Linked DNA regions of Homo sapiens: region 1 is linked to region 2. The links are chromatin contacts, found by Hi-C in ENCODE. All regions are on one chromosome and are shown on one strand. The core of a region is the stretch at or near the end of the contact, and the rest is flanking DNA. Distances in the headings are between cores, read along the strand shown. Region 1 overlaps ST7 (suppression of tumorigenicity 7). Region 2 holds the start of ING3 (inhibitor of growth family member 3).

The links. Hi-C counts contacts between places; a loop is a spot of excess contacts on that map. Pooled maps may share reads with other maps.
Region 1: a pooled map shows a loop between it and region 2 (8-fold over the local background). The contact joins the enhancer-like site here to the promoter of ING3 in region 2. A Hi-C loop is called at or near these places in 7 of 50 pooled maps.

What each region holds. Positions count from the first base shown.
Region 1 is chr7:117,005,854-117,012,341 of GRCh38, reverse strand. The region is part of intron 1 of ST7 (suppression of tumorigenicity 7); the gene reads right to left. Among named protein-coding and RNA genes, the nearest start is that of MIR6132, 11 kb to the left of the region's middle. RefSeq lists a silencer at 217-266 and an enhancer at 1,257-1,336. Within about 2 kb of position 2,986, at least 2 of the 41 ENCODE cell types and tissues checked have a DNase peak (open chromatin) inside an H3K27ac peak, as active enhancers do.
Region 2 is chr7:120,948,362-120,954,469 of GRCh38, reverse strand. ING3 (inhibitor of growth family member 3) reads right to left here and starts at 3,693. Exons shown (of 12, transcript NM_019071.3): 1 at 3,546-3,693; 2 at 3,235-3,306; 3 at 1,066-1,166. The coding sequence starts at 3,573. RefSeq lists an enhancer at 3,071-3,150.

The sequences.
Region 1 (6,488 bases), core at 1,737-4,236, 3.9 Mb after region 2:
ACACAATACTGCCTGTGTAGAGTAGGTGATCATACGGAAGCCAAAAAAAAAAAAAAAATTTCAAAAAACTAGGTTCTTTCCAATAAAACCAAATCTACAGTGGGCCAAACAGTTCAGTTCCGAATTCATAAAAATTCTTTCTATATTCTATGATCAATTCCAACATATGAAAAAATTGAACAGAGAATCAGAATGAAAGGGATAATGTTTAGTCATTGTGATAGCTTAAAATGAGAGTGGCATTAGCCAGTAAAGCAGAAATAAGTACTCAAGTGCAGAAAGCTACAACCATAAAAGGACCTGTCCTACCCAAGGCACACTCAGTAACCACTAAATCCCACTCTACTTTTCAGTTCTCCAAATGTCACAGTAGATACTACTTGCCTAGACTCTATAAACACTGACTATAAATTCAAAGCTCAACAGGAGAGCCTTCAACTAGATCCCTCCACCCACCTCTCAAAGAATTTTCTCTATCTCCATCTCACTCTCAGCAAGTGAGACTTGCTGATATGCCTAGATGCCCCCTTCCCAAACAATCACATCATAGTCCTCTCCAAAACGTATAACGTTCACCTAAGTCAGAAGTTCTTCTCGGGTCACCTGTTCTAGGGACCACTATCCTAACCACAATTTCCTGAGACAGCAGTGGGTTGTACTTATAGCATTTGGCACCCCTGAATCCCATCCCAGAGTCCTGCTACAATTTAACCCTTCGTGATCCAGGTTGGAGAAAGAATCATTACTGAATCAAGAGACCTGGAGTCTAGCCAACACGGCCACTCATTACCTCTCTGATCTAAGATAAATTCTAGAACCCCTGTATGTATCTGTTCCTTCACTGGTAAAATGAGGAGGTGGAACTGGAAAATCCCTAAGATCTAGTCCAACTTTAATAATCTTGGACTCTACTTTAAACCAATTACAGTCAGAGGAGAAAACTCAAGTAACTCCTGCTGATACCTACTCCTTTTCTAGCCCCCACTGTCCCCTCTTCTATCCTGCCAGGGCTTTGGGAACAGCCCCTCCTCAAAGGAGCCAGGATGTATTGTCCTAATTCAGCGTGTTTATGTTGGATGCTGATGTTCTGGGGAGCCTCCTCCTGTTTACAGGGACACTGTTCCTTTCTAGGCAGACCCCCAGTAACTCAGCCTGGTGGTAAGTAGACAGATACACACACACACATTAACACACACACACACACACAAAATACTTAAACTGTTGGAGGATCTGCCTACTAGAGGGTTCATGGCTCATGACCTGGTGGGTCACACCTCTTAGGACAATGTGGCCTGGGTGCCAGCAATAAAGCTTCTGAAGGAGACCATTCTTCCAGGACTTGATTGAGACAGCTGGACACAGAGTGTGAAGCTTTTCATAGAGGACAGCTCAGGGGCTGAGACATAGCTCTCCTCTCTTTCTCTTTCATGGCTTCCCTCCCTGGACTAGTGCCTGCCACGCGAGTCCACGGTCCTCTACCCTCCTCAGAGGAGAACGAGCATGGCTTCCACTTCACTCTTCCCTCTTAAATCAGAAAATCACAGCTTTATCATAATATCTTACATCGCATTTCCAAATTATACAATAACCGACTTTGTTATTACACATGTTTTAAAATACCAGGGTTGGATTATAAATGTTCACTCTATTTTTCTGCATTTCAGAAATGAAAATAGGGGGTTTTCCCTCTAGTCTCAATTCTCACCAACATGTGAGAGCTAAGTCAAAATGCCTTAAGGTTATGTCACATCCCAATTTCACCTTATTACTAAGTCAGAACAAACATTATCTAAGATATCTCATCTTGCTGCTCTCCCAGGCCTCTTACCACCCACTCCAGCCTGCATCTGCATCAGCATTTCCTTTTCATGTTTTGTCATCCTCATTGGCTTTGCTTACTGAGCCCCAAGTCTACCTCATGGCCTATCCCAAAATGTGAGAAGACTCCACTAAAAAAAGGATTATCTGGATGCAGAAGATTCCTAGAGCGTATGCCCAGCTCCTCCCATTACTGGGCTCTACTCCCAAGACCTCAAAATTTAAGTAAGCTAAGACAGATGAGCATCTAGCACTAACCAGATAAAAGAACTACCCTATGAAGTGAGGAGAGAATTCAGCTACTCAACTCAATATCATGACCCAGACCAGTGCTCCACATTCTCCATGGCACTAACCAGACTAGTTACTAGCTACCTAGAACCTAGAACCAAGGCAATGGTTCTGAGAAATTGTCAGTTACTTTCACAGATAACAATCATCCTTATTGAGCACAAAAGCATAATTATGACCAAACGCATGAGTAAAACATAATAAAAGATCTGCTTAACCAAACTCCAAACCTTCAGATAAGGGCTCTTTCTGGATACACAACACCTGTTTGTTGTTATGCTTTAAAAGGATGGTGGCAATAGTGGCAGGATCCCCGGTTCTCAGTGGCTGCAAAGCACAGATCTCTTACATGGTTGTAGGGCCACTCCCTTCTTACAGTGGCCTCAAGAGAACTAAAATCAAGTAACCACAGCTGGAAAAAGGAGGTAAATAACTTTTATAAGAGGTGCTGTGTGGTCTCCCTATCACTGATGTTTTAACTCTATCAGAAGATGACTATAAAAAAGGACATTGGGTTTATGTGTTTAAGGTTAGCCAATTAAAAAAAAATATAGCAATTAATCTTGATGTATAATTAGCAGTCATGAGAAACATTACTAAAGTTACTAAAATGCCTGATAAAAATAAGAAAGATTAAGATTTTCGTCCTACAAATATGAATCCAACAATAAATATGCTTATTCATTTTACATCCTGACAGTGATGGTCATTTTATATACATTTGAATCAAAGCTCTAGTGTAATGATCAGAATCAAACTATAGGTTTGTACAACAAACAGGGAGGTACCCAAGCCAGACATATCCCTCTGTAGAAAAGCTTCTTTAGGCAAACCACAGACCTTCCTGTGTGGTTTTGGTCTGTTCACATGATTGGCAAAAGGAACCACTGGAAAATAAGCAAAGAAAGTCATAAAAAATAGTCATGAATGGACTAGTGTGGGTTGTCCCAGAGGCCAAAAACAAAAAAAAAAAAACAAAAAAAAAGTGGAGAAGTTCTTTAAGGAATTTCTTAGCTGTAGCATACAGCTGCAGTTCTAGGTAAGCAAAGAAGATCACAAATTTCCATGGTACTACAAAACAAATCATTCTCAATGTTTTCTAGCAGGAGCTGGCAAATCCTTTTTATAAAGGGCCAAATAGTAAACAGTTTAGATTTTGTGGGACCATCTGTTCTCTGTCACAACTACTCTATTGTTTCAGTGCAAAAATAGTCATAAACAATACATAAATTAATGTAGCCATGTTCCAATAAAACTTTATTTATAAACTTTGAAATTAAATTTCTTGTAATGTTCACATATCATGACGTATTCTTTTGAAAATTTTTCAGCGATTTAAAAATGTTAAAAAAAAAGTTAGCTTATAAATCTCACAGAAACAGGCAGCCCATGGGCTACAGTTTGCCAAACCCTGTTCAACAATATTTACTGTGGTTGATTTGACCTTTCTCTGCAAGAGCTCTAATCTTCAATTAGGTCTCTGCCATTGACAAGACTCACGAAGATAATGGAATCCATCAACAACTGCCTGATTGCATCAGGGTCAGAAATTCAAGAAAAGTTTCATCCCAATTCCCTTCATTTCTGATGATACTATGAACAATACCTCATTCCCTATCACATTAGAACTGGTGATAAATGCTCAATTTCTGAGAAATTGTCAACTACTTTCCCAGATAAGGAAAACCACATACCTCCAATCCACATACATCTCTAGCCCTTGAAGATTATATAAAAATGGAAATCATGGGCTAAGATTTCCAAGTCTCTTCAATTATATTATAAGCCAGGAAAACTTTCTATAAAACATACTCATAGTGTAGAACACAAGTAATAGCTAGTTTGTCTGAGAAAATCTGACCCTGTTCACCAACAATTGCTGAAAGGGAATTCTTGAGAAACAAGAAACAGACTACAATCCTAACTGCACAGTTAATTAATTTGGTTAGACATTTCACAACAGTATCACTTCATTTATGAAATGAAGAACTTAAAATTATTTCTGAGGTTTTTTTCTAGCTCTAAAATACAACAATTCTGTAATGAGTTACGCTGATCATGATACCTACCTCATTAAGGGTTTCGGCAGATTTCTATTAAAGTTCACATGGATGACTTTTTTTGTCATTAGCCTTCAGATAAGAAGCAGATAATTTCCTCTCTGCTTTTTTGTCTCTGGTTTTTTGAAAGGCTATTGAAAATATATTTCTAATCAAGACAACTGCTACATTCTTAAAATTTTAACACAGATTCTTACAGTTTTAACACAGATATAGGTGATTCTAAGAGAAAATGTAGTGAAGTGTATTACTTGGAAAATGTTTCTAGAGACAGACATTTGTGCCTGTGCAACTATAGACTTCAAATTCATAGAGACAGAAAGTAGAATGGTGATTGCCAGAGGCAGGAGGAAGAAGAAAATGGGGAGTTGTTTAATGGGTACAGAACTTCAGTTTCGTAAAATGAAAAGAATTCTGAAGACTGGTTGCATGGCAATGTGAGCATGAGCTCCTAAGAAGACAGTCAGCCTGTCCTGTGAAGCTTTGAAGCCAGGCATTGACTTCTCTCCAGCTATGAAAGGCCTAGATGGCATCTTCCTCCAATATAACACTGTTTTCACCTACACTGAAAATCTGTTGTTGAGTGTAGCCACCTTCATCAGGTATCTCAGCTAGACCTTCTTGATAATTTGCTGCAGCTTCTACATTAACACTTGTACTTTACCTTGCACTTTTATGTTATGCAGATGGCTTCTTTCACTAAACCAAATAAACCAACCTCTGCTAGCTTCAAAGCGTTCCTCTGCAGCTTCCTCACCTCTCTCAGCCTTCATAGAACCCCTGAAGAAATTAAAGAGAGTTCCTTGCTCTAAATTAGACTTCGGCTTAAGGGAATGTTATGGCTGGTTTGATTTTCTATCAGACCACTCTAACTTTCTCCATATAAGCAATAAAGCTGTTTCATTCTGTTACATTTGTGTGTTCATTGGAGTAGCACTTTACATTTCCTTCAAGAATTTTTCCCTCGCATCCATATCTTGGCTAACTGGCACAAGAGGCCTAGCTTCTGGCCTATGTCAGCTTTTGACATGCCTTCGTCATTAAGCTTAATCATTTCTAGCTTTTGATTTAAAGTGAGAGGCATATGACTCTTCCTTTCACTTGAACACTTATAAGTCACTGTAGGGTTATTAATTGGCCTAATTTCAATATTGTGTCTCAGGGATTAGGAAGGTCGAAAGAGAGGGAGAGAAACTAGAGAAGGGTAGGTCAATGGAGCAGCCAGAACACACACACTTATCAATTAAGCTCTCTGTCTTATATGGATGTGGTTTGCGGCACCCCAAAACAACTACAATACTAACATCAAAGATCACTGATCACAGCTCACCATAACAGATATAATAATGAAAAGGTTTGAAATATTGTAAGAATTACCAAAATGTGAGTCAGAGACATGAAGTGAGCATGTGCCATTGGAAAAATGGCACGACAGATGCTCAATGCAGGGTTGCCACAAACCTTCAATTTATAAGAAGTGCAGTATCTGCAAGGCAGAATAAAGCAAAGTGCATCAAAACAAGGTGTGCCTCTATATGGTTAGGGTCAGAATAACTGGCTAAACTAATTATAAAAGTTTGGTAGGAATTAGGTATATTTCTGTTCTTACATTTGTTGAAAAATATTAACTTTAAATGGCAATTATGCAAAGCTTATACAAATTTTAATTGTGAATAAAAAGACATAAAAATATAAAGAAGGAATAAACATTGTGCTGTTACATCTAATGCCTAGCAATGCTTGTTGAGTCAACAATTGAACTAGCTTGAGTAGAAAGCAACTCCTGAAGTCTAAGAAAGGGTACAAACCATTCAGAATAGGTAGTCATGCTACACTGCTACTGACTGGTGATAGCATTCTGAAAACACAAGGATGGTAAGAAGGAAAGAGTGAACTGTTGAAACTTTAAAGATGGAAGTAAGAGGATGACAGATTCATAACAACTGCTCTCTTTTGAAAGCTTTACTATTTCCAATAAGATATGGACACTGTTCTTTCAAAAGACACATTGACTCTACTATAAATCAACCATGAAAAAGGTATCAGGTGGAAAAAGTACTGGAATTAAAGCAAAATCCACTTTGGAGCCTTCTTTAGGCAACTCTGTGCCTCAGTTTTCACAGACATGAGCTATGAGTTGCTATGAGGTTCATGTAAGATACTGGTGAAAGTGTCAATGGTAAAGTGTCAGGAGCTAGCATTATTTATTAGTATTAATTTAATTACTATTGTTGACTCTCTTAAATAAAACATCTCTGAAACATTTCTATTTATGATCTACGTATTTATTTATGTCTAAGAAACAAAATGCATTAGCTT
Region 2 (6,108 bases), core at 2,444-4,943:
CCAAATTTCTTCCTTAGTGGACCCTTTTTTTTTTTTGAGACGGAGTCTCACTCTGTCACTCTGTTGCCCAGGCTGTAGTGCAGTGGCGCGATCTAGGCTCACTGCAACCTCCACCTCCTGGGTTCAAGTGATTCTCCTGTCTCAGTCTCTCGAGTAGCTGGGATCACAGGCGCCCACCACCACGCCCAGCTAATTTTTGTATTTTTAGTAGAGACGAGGTTTCACCAGGTTGGCCAGGCTGGTCTCGAACTCCTGACCTCAGGTGATCCACCCGCCTCAGCCTCTCAAAGTGCTAGGATTATGGGTGTGAGCCACCACGCCAGGCCTCTTAGTTGATCCTTGAACAATTCTATGAACATTGGGTTTAGGAAGGCATTATTATTCAGAAATATTAAGATTTAATGTCACACAGCTAAATAGCAGAATCATGACCAAACTCAAGTCTTTTAAGTTGTTTTTCCAATGTATCCATCCCTAAATGAACTCAATCATACTTTCAAAGCAAACTTTGAGATGTACGTGTATACTCATTCAATTCTGGAAGACAGCTATAGCCACTATAAAACTAACAAAACCTCAAAGAATTCTATGTTTCCAGACCAATTCGTGTGCAAATTTAGAGTTTAAACTAGAAGGCTTTCTTAAATTCCTTCTAACTTTTAAGATTTCGTTCTTCTGTGGGTCCACTAATTTAAGTACCTAGCAATATATAAAATATTCTTCAAGGTCTGCTCATGTTTATTTACCTAGTTTGTGGCCAAAACTGGAATACAGTACTCTATCTCAACTAGAATAAAACAAACTAATAGAAAAAAAAGTAACTTTTAAATGGTCTGTCACTTTCTAATACTCAGTAATTATTGAAACAATATTTTTAATTACCAAAACGCTTTAATGACTAAAAATCCCTATCTGAAGCTCTAAACCACAATAAATTATTTATATTCTAAGGAGTCATTGATAATATTCTCTCATTTTGATATCCAGACCACTATTTAATTTTGAAATATCTTTTTCAGAGGGTCCCAATATTTCTTGATAAATTATCCAAAGTGTTGCACATACTTTTTTGATGGATGCCATTTGCTCTTCCCTCCACTCAGGTTTATTTTTCTTTGCATTCATAAAGAATTCACTGACTCTTTGTTCTAGTTGATCCATTGCATCTATGACATAATAAAAAAAATTCATATTAAATGACCAAATTCATATACTAAATATACATGGTTTGATTTAGGGAGGGAAAAAATCTGACAATACACACTCTTTCACCTTGCCAGTAACTTAAATATGTTATGCTTTGATTGTGTAAATATATAATGCCTCAATTATCTTCCTTTAAAAAGTTACAATTTTCCTTATTGACAGATTATTTTTGTTTTTGTTACTTCAAAATTTTTTCCAACAGCCAAAGTAGATAGGCTCTATACTATAATTTTTGAGCAATAAAGCCTTTAGGTCAAAAGCTAATGGTATTAAATCAGACAAATGTACCGAAACACAATTAAAACACCATTAGATAATCCTCACATTTCTTTTAACAAGAAAAAGTGATAAAAATATTTGGTATATGGCATTAAACATCTCATCATGTCATATCCCAACTGAAAGTAGTAGGTACAATCATTTAAACATTAATTCTAGGTAAGTTTTCCCCAAATTATATGCCAAGACTAATCATCTCATTGGATGTCTGCTAAAAAAAAAAAGGAAAAATTAATAAAAAAGATTCTGTTGTTATGTAAGTTGAGAAAAATCTTTTCATAATATACTTCTTTTGGAGATTTCCAGTCCACAATAGCCTTTTAAAGACTCTATGAAGTCCTATGGTTAATTTTTTAGAAGTATGTTCCTTTGTTTAAATAAGCATTTCTGAATTTATTTGGCACACAGTTCTGTTAATCCATAATACCTATTAACTTTAGAAAATTCTAGTTACTGTAAAGAAATGCACGTTTAAAAAGCCTGTAATATGTATAATGTAAGCCCAAATTACAAGAGAATTTAAAATTTTAAACAATAAAATATAAAAATAATTTAAAGTAAGTTACCCTTTATTTAATGCCTACTTTGTATCAGATACTAGAAATTCTAATCCATGTGTAACATTTTAAATCCTTGGATGATTCTCTTTTTATAGACAATGTAAGCCCCTCACAAGTGATAATACAGTCAGAGTCAATGAGTAAATTAGTAAAGCCCTAAAACAAACTCAGATCTGACATCAATGTCTGTGCTCAGTCCTGCAGAGAACACTACTTCAGCAAATCTTCAGCATTTCAACTACACTAAAATTAAAATGAATTTGTGAGATAGCTGGAGAACCACACACACAATTCATACTTCATATCACAATCCACTGAACAGAAAGTGGCTTCCATGCCACCACTTTTTATTATGTGCCACCTGAAACTTACCGGAAAAATATACTCATAAGCAAAGGGTATAGAAGTGGGTGTGTGGTCATGGGCAGAGAAGCCAGGAGCAGTGAAAAGGACAGGTTCTTAGCTGCAGCAGGTGGTCCCTGAGCCACCTATTTATAGTCGTTGCTCTATGAAAGAGCAAAGTTAATTTGGGGAAAAAGTCCTAGAGACTACCAAGCTATCACTGAAAGAAAAAGAAATGTTCATTAACTGCTAAAATTTTTAGTACAGCACATAAGAAACTTTACAGTGAAATCTAATTTCTGTCACTCATTTTAACCAAGAAAATGACGATTCTGTTACAATTTAAAATGTATCTAATGTGTAACTAAGTTTTCAAAATTTGACATTTGCCATGGTCTCTAAAGAGCTATATATAACCTCTGCTTCTGTGCTTTCCACTCTTGAAAAACTGTGAATAGGATGAACTTTAAAATAAGTATAAATGCTGAAATCTAAGTTCGATACGAAAAGGCTCAAGACGACATCTCAACATTTATTATGCTGACGTCCATTGAAACATAGATAACTATGTCAATGACGGTAGAGAAATATTTTTTGCACAATCCCACATTCTAGAAAGGAATACACGTGTCCCAATGCCTCCTGCTCTTGCAAAAGCCAGAAAAAAGTAGCATGGGAGGGAAGGGGAAGGCGAGATTCAGGGCTGCCAGTTCTTTTTGACAACTCCTTATGCACTAGCGGAGTGAGCCAGAGGACAGTGAAAGAGCACTAGGCGCTAGCAGTGATGACAAGCAAGTCTGGCACTGAACGCGCGCAGCGAACAGGAGTAGTAGACGCGCCGACTTACTCTGCACCTGCAGGTCCATCTCGCGCATTTCCGTGAAGCGGTCCCGCAGATCCATAGGAAGCTGCTCAATCACTGTCAAAGGGAGAGTCCGTCAGAGGGGCGGGGCCAACGGCGAAATACGCGCTTACGTCACTGCGCGCGTGCGTCAGGGGGGTCGAGGGGGCCGGCAGCCCACAACGAGGCTGCCAGTTACCGTGAGAAAGAAACATCCCCCGCCGCCCCCTCCCTCCCGCCATCTCGCTGCCCGTCCACTCGCGCTCTTGCCCGCCCGCACGTCCCACTGGCGGCCGCCGCCAGCGCCGCGCACTCACTTTCCAGATAGTCTTCTAGGTACAACATCGCGGCCCTTAGAGCTGAGGGAACAAGGGGGTCCAGGGGTTTATTTGTGTCACTCGCTGTCGCCGGAGTTTTGTCCCCTCCAATATGGCGCCTCCGCTAGCAGCACCCGCTCGACTCCGGCAAAAAAAAAAAAAGAAAAAAAAAAAAACCACTTTGGCGCCTGAGGCGCTTGCCTCACTGCCGCCCGGAGCTGCTATTGGTTGGTTCAAGCAATGACGTAGCCCGGCCGGTGTTCGCCCCCGTGCCTCTGTGGGAAATGTAGTTTTCTTCCTCCTCAGCGAGGGTTGGCGCGCTGGCGGCTCCCCTCGCAGAAACTACGAATACCGGGCGCCATTGCAAACAGTGCGTAACAGAATCCGAAATGCGGTGCCTCTGTTTATTTGTTGATTTTTGCACAGAGAATGGCGGGAGTTGTATGCACCTGCATAACACAACTAGGAACAACTTTTCACCTGTTCTTTGATGTGATTCCATGCCCCGGCGTTTGTGAGTTATGGGTTTCAAGAAGTGCCAGGCAAATAGCAAAGGTTCTAAACACTAGAATAATCAGCAAAGTTCGGGGAATTTGGATTGCTTAAAATAGAACTCTCTACTGGAATTTATCCTCATTATTCACTCTAAAATATAAAAGAGACACCTGGTTGGCTTACGTGTAATTTTAAAATAGTTTATACTGAGACTATGGAGTGAATATACATTTCCCAGATTAAAAGATGCACAAATAGTGTCAGTAGCCACTTATATATTCTAGTTTGCGGTCCATCTAATCGTCATTCTAATGTAATTGATCTATACATACAATCTGCATCCGCAAATAATAATAATAATAATCTTCATCATCACAGTGAGCAGCCATGAATTACGGATGCAGCCTTGATTTCTAATAGGCTGTTAATAGCAGTAACTTTATGTTGAGTAAATAGTCCATATTCGAGGTTGGTTGTCTTCGGCGTTCTTTAGTTTCTACTTTTCGACCTCTCCCAGCAAATGTTTTCCTGTGATATATTTAGTACGTCCCTACTCAGTTTCTTTTTAAATTGTTTTTTATTAAAAACTCTTGCACTCAATAAATGCTAGATATTGTTATTTTCCACTCTTCTTAACTTTTCGATTTTCTGGGGAAATTGTCATTAGTTCATAATTTATTGTTCATTTTCTGTTTTTCAAATTGCAGTTGAAACTGTGTGTGTGTGTTTCTTGCTTTCCTTCTCCATTACATACTCTTGTACTCAAGGTTTTCACTGCTCTTAAGCAGGAAACTTTCCTGTCGTGAATGATGAATCATGATGAATCTCAACGGAACCTTACTTCGATCCTAATAAGAATTAGAATTTTATAGTTTCTAGTTAAGTTTTTCATTACTTCCATCGAAAATCAAGTACTTTCGATCTTTTTCTCCCTTCTTTTTTTCCTCCTTTCTTCGTTTCCCATCCTTCCTTCTTCTGGCTGCTTTTAACATCTCTTTGACATCTTTTTGCAGTTTTGTAGTGATCTAAGTCTGAATTCCTTCCTTATTCCCTTTTCTTTCCTTAAAATTTTAAAATTATGCTTAGGATTTGAGGGGATTCCTGAATTTCAGGATTGGTGCCCTGCAACAATTCTAGAAAATTCTCAGCGTTTGTCTTTTCAGTATTGCTTATTTCTCATTTTTTCCATTAAGACTTTCTCTCTTTATTCTCTTATTTATCTTAATCTTTCTTTTATATGTTTTATTTTAGAATTTTCATAATTTTTCAGGTTTGGAAGTTCTATTCGGTTCTCTTTTCAAGACATCTTATAATTTCTTATACAAATTATTTAGTCTGTATCTTGTTTCTGTTAAACCTAATATTGAAACATTTATGGGCCTTTTAGTGCTATTTCTTCAGAAATGGGCACTTTTACTCATGGTGGCTTTTTCCTGTTGGGTTGCGATTTTGGACTCTGAATTCCTGTTTCTGGGATTACAAGCATAAGGATTCTTTGAGCTGGAGTTGAAATTGAGTTTTCATGGAGAGCATTAGAATTTGCTTGTCAGTTTGTTTGGAGACATCATAAACCCCTAGGACCAGATTAAATTGTCCCCTTGAGGTTTATTGTATTGCACAGATAGATTGAATTTGGGCCTCTATCCCAAATGGATTGTTACAGATTCTCAGAGGAGAATTTTTTTTTCTTTCTTTACTGGGCTCCAAGGCCAAGACAGACATGTTTCATTACTGGCCTATTCTGTGCATGAGGCTTATATGTCATTTACCCTTACATGGAGAGTATAGTCCATTGGGGCCCCAGATTTTTGTCTGCTGTAAGACTCTTCCTTTTAAACTGATACTTGGGTTTATCTTCTGACCCTGGCATGCTGCACAGCTATTAAAGTAAGAGCTCTAGGTGTCCAGAACTTGACAGATAGTCTCTGAACAAAAGCCTACTTTGGCTTGCACTTATTTCTCAGGATATTTTCATTTTCCTTCTTTTTCCCCTTTTATATTCGTTCTGAAAATTCCTTAATTTCCTACTAGTTCATCAGTGTATTTTTTTAAATCTAGCACTTTTAGT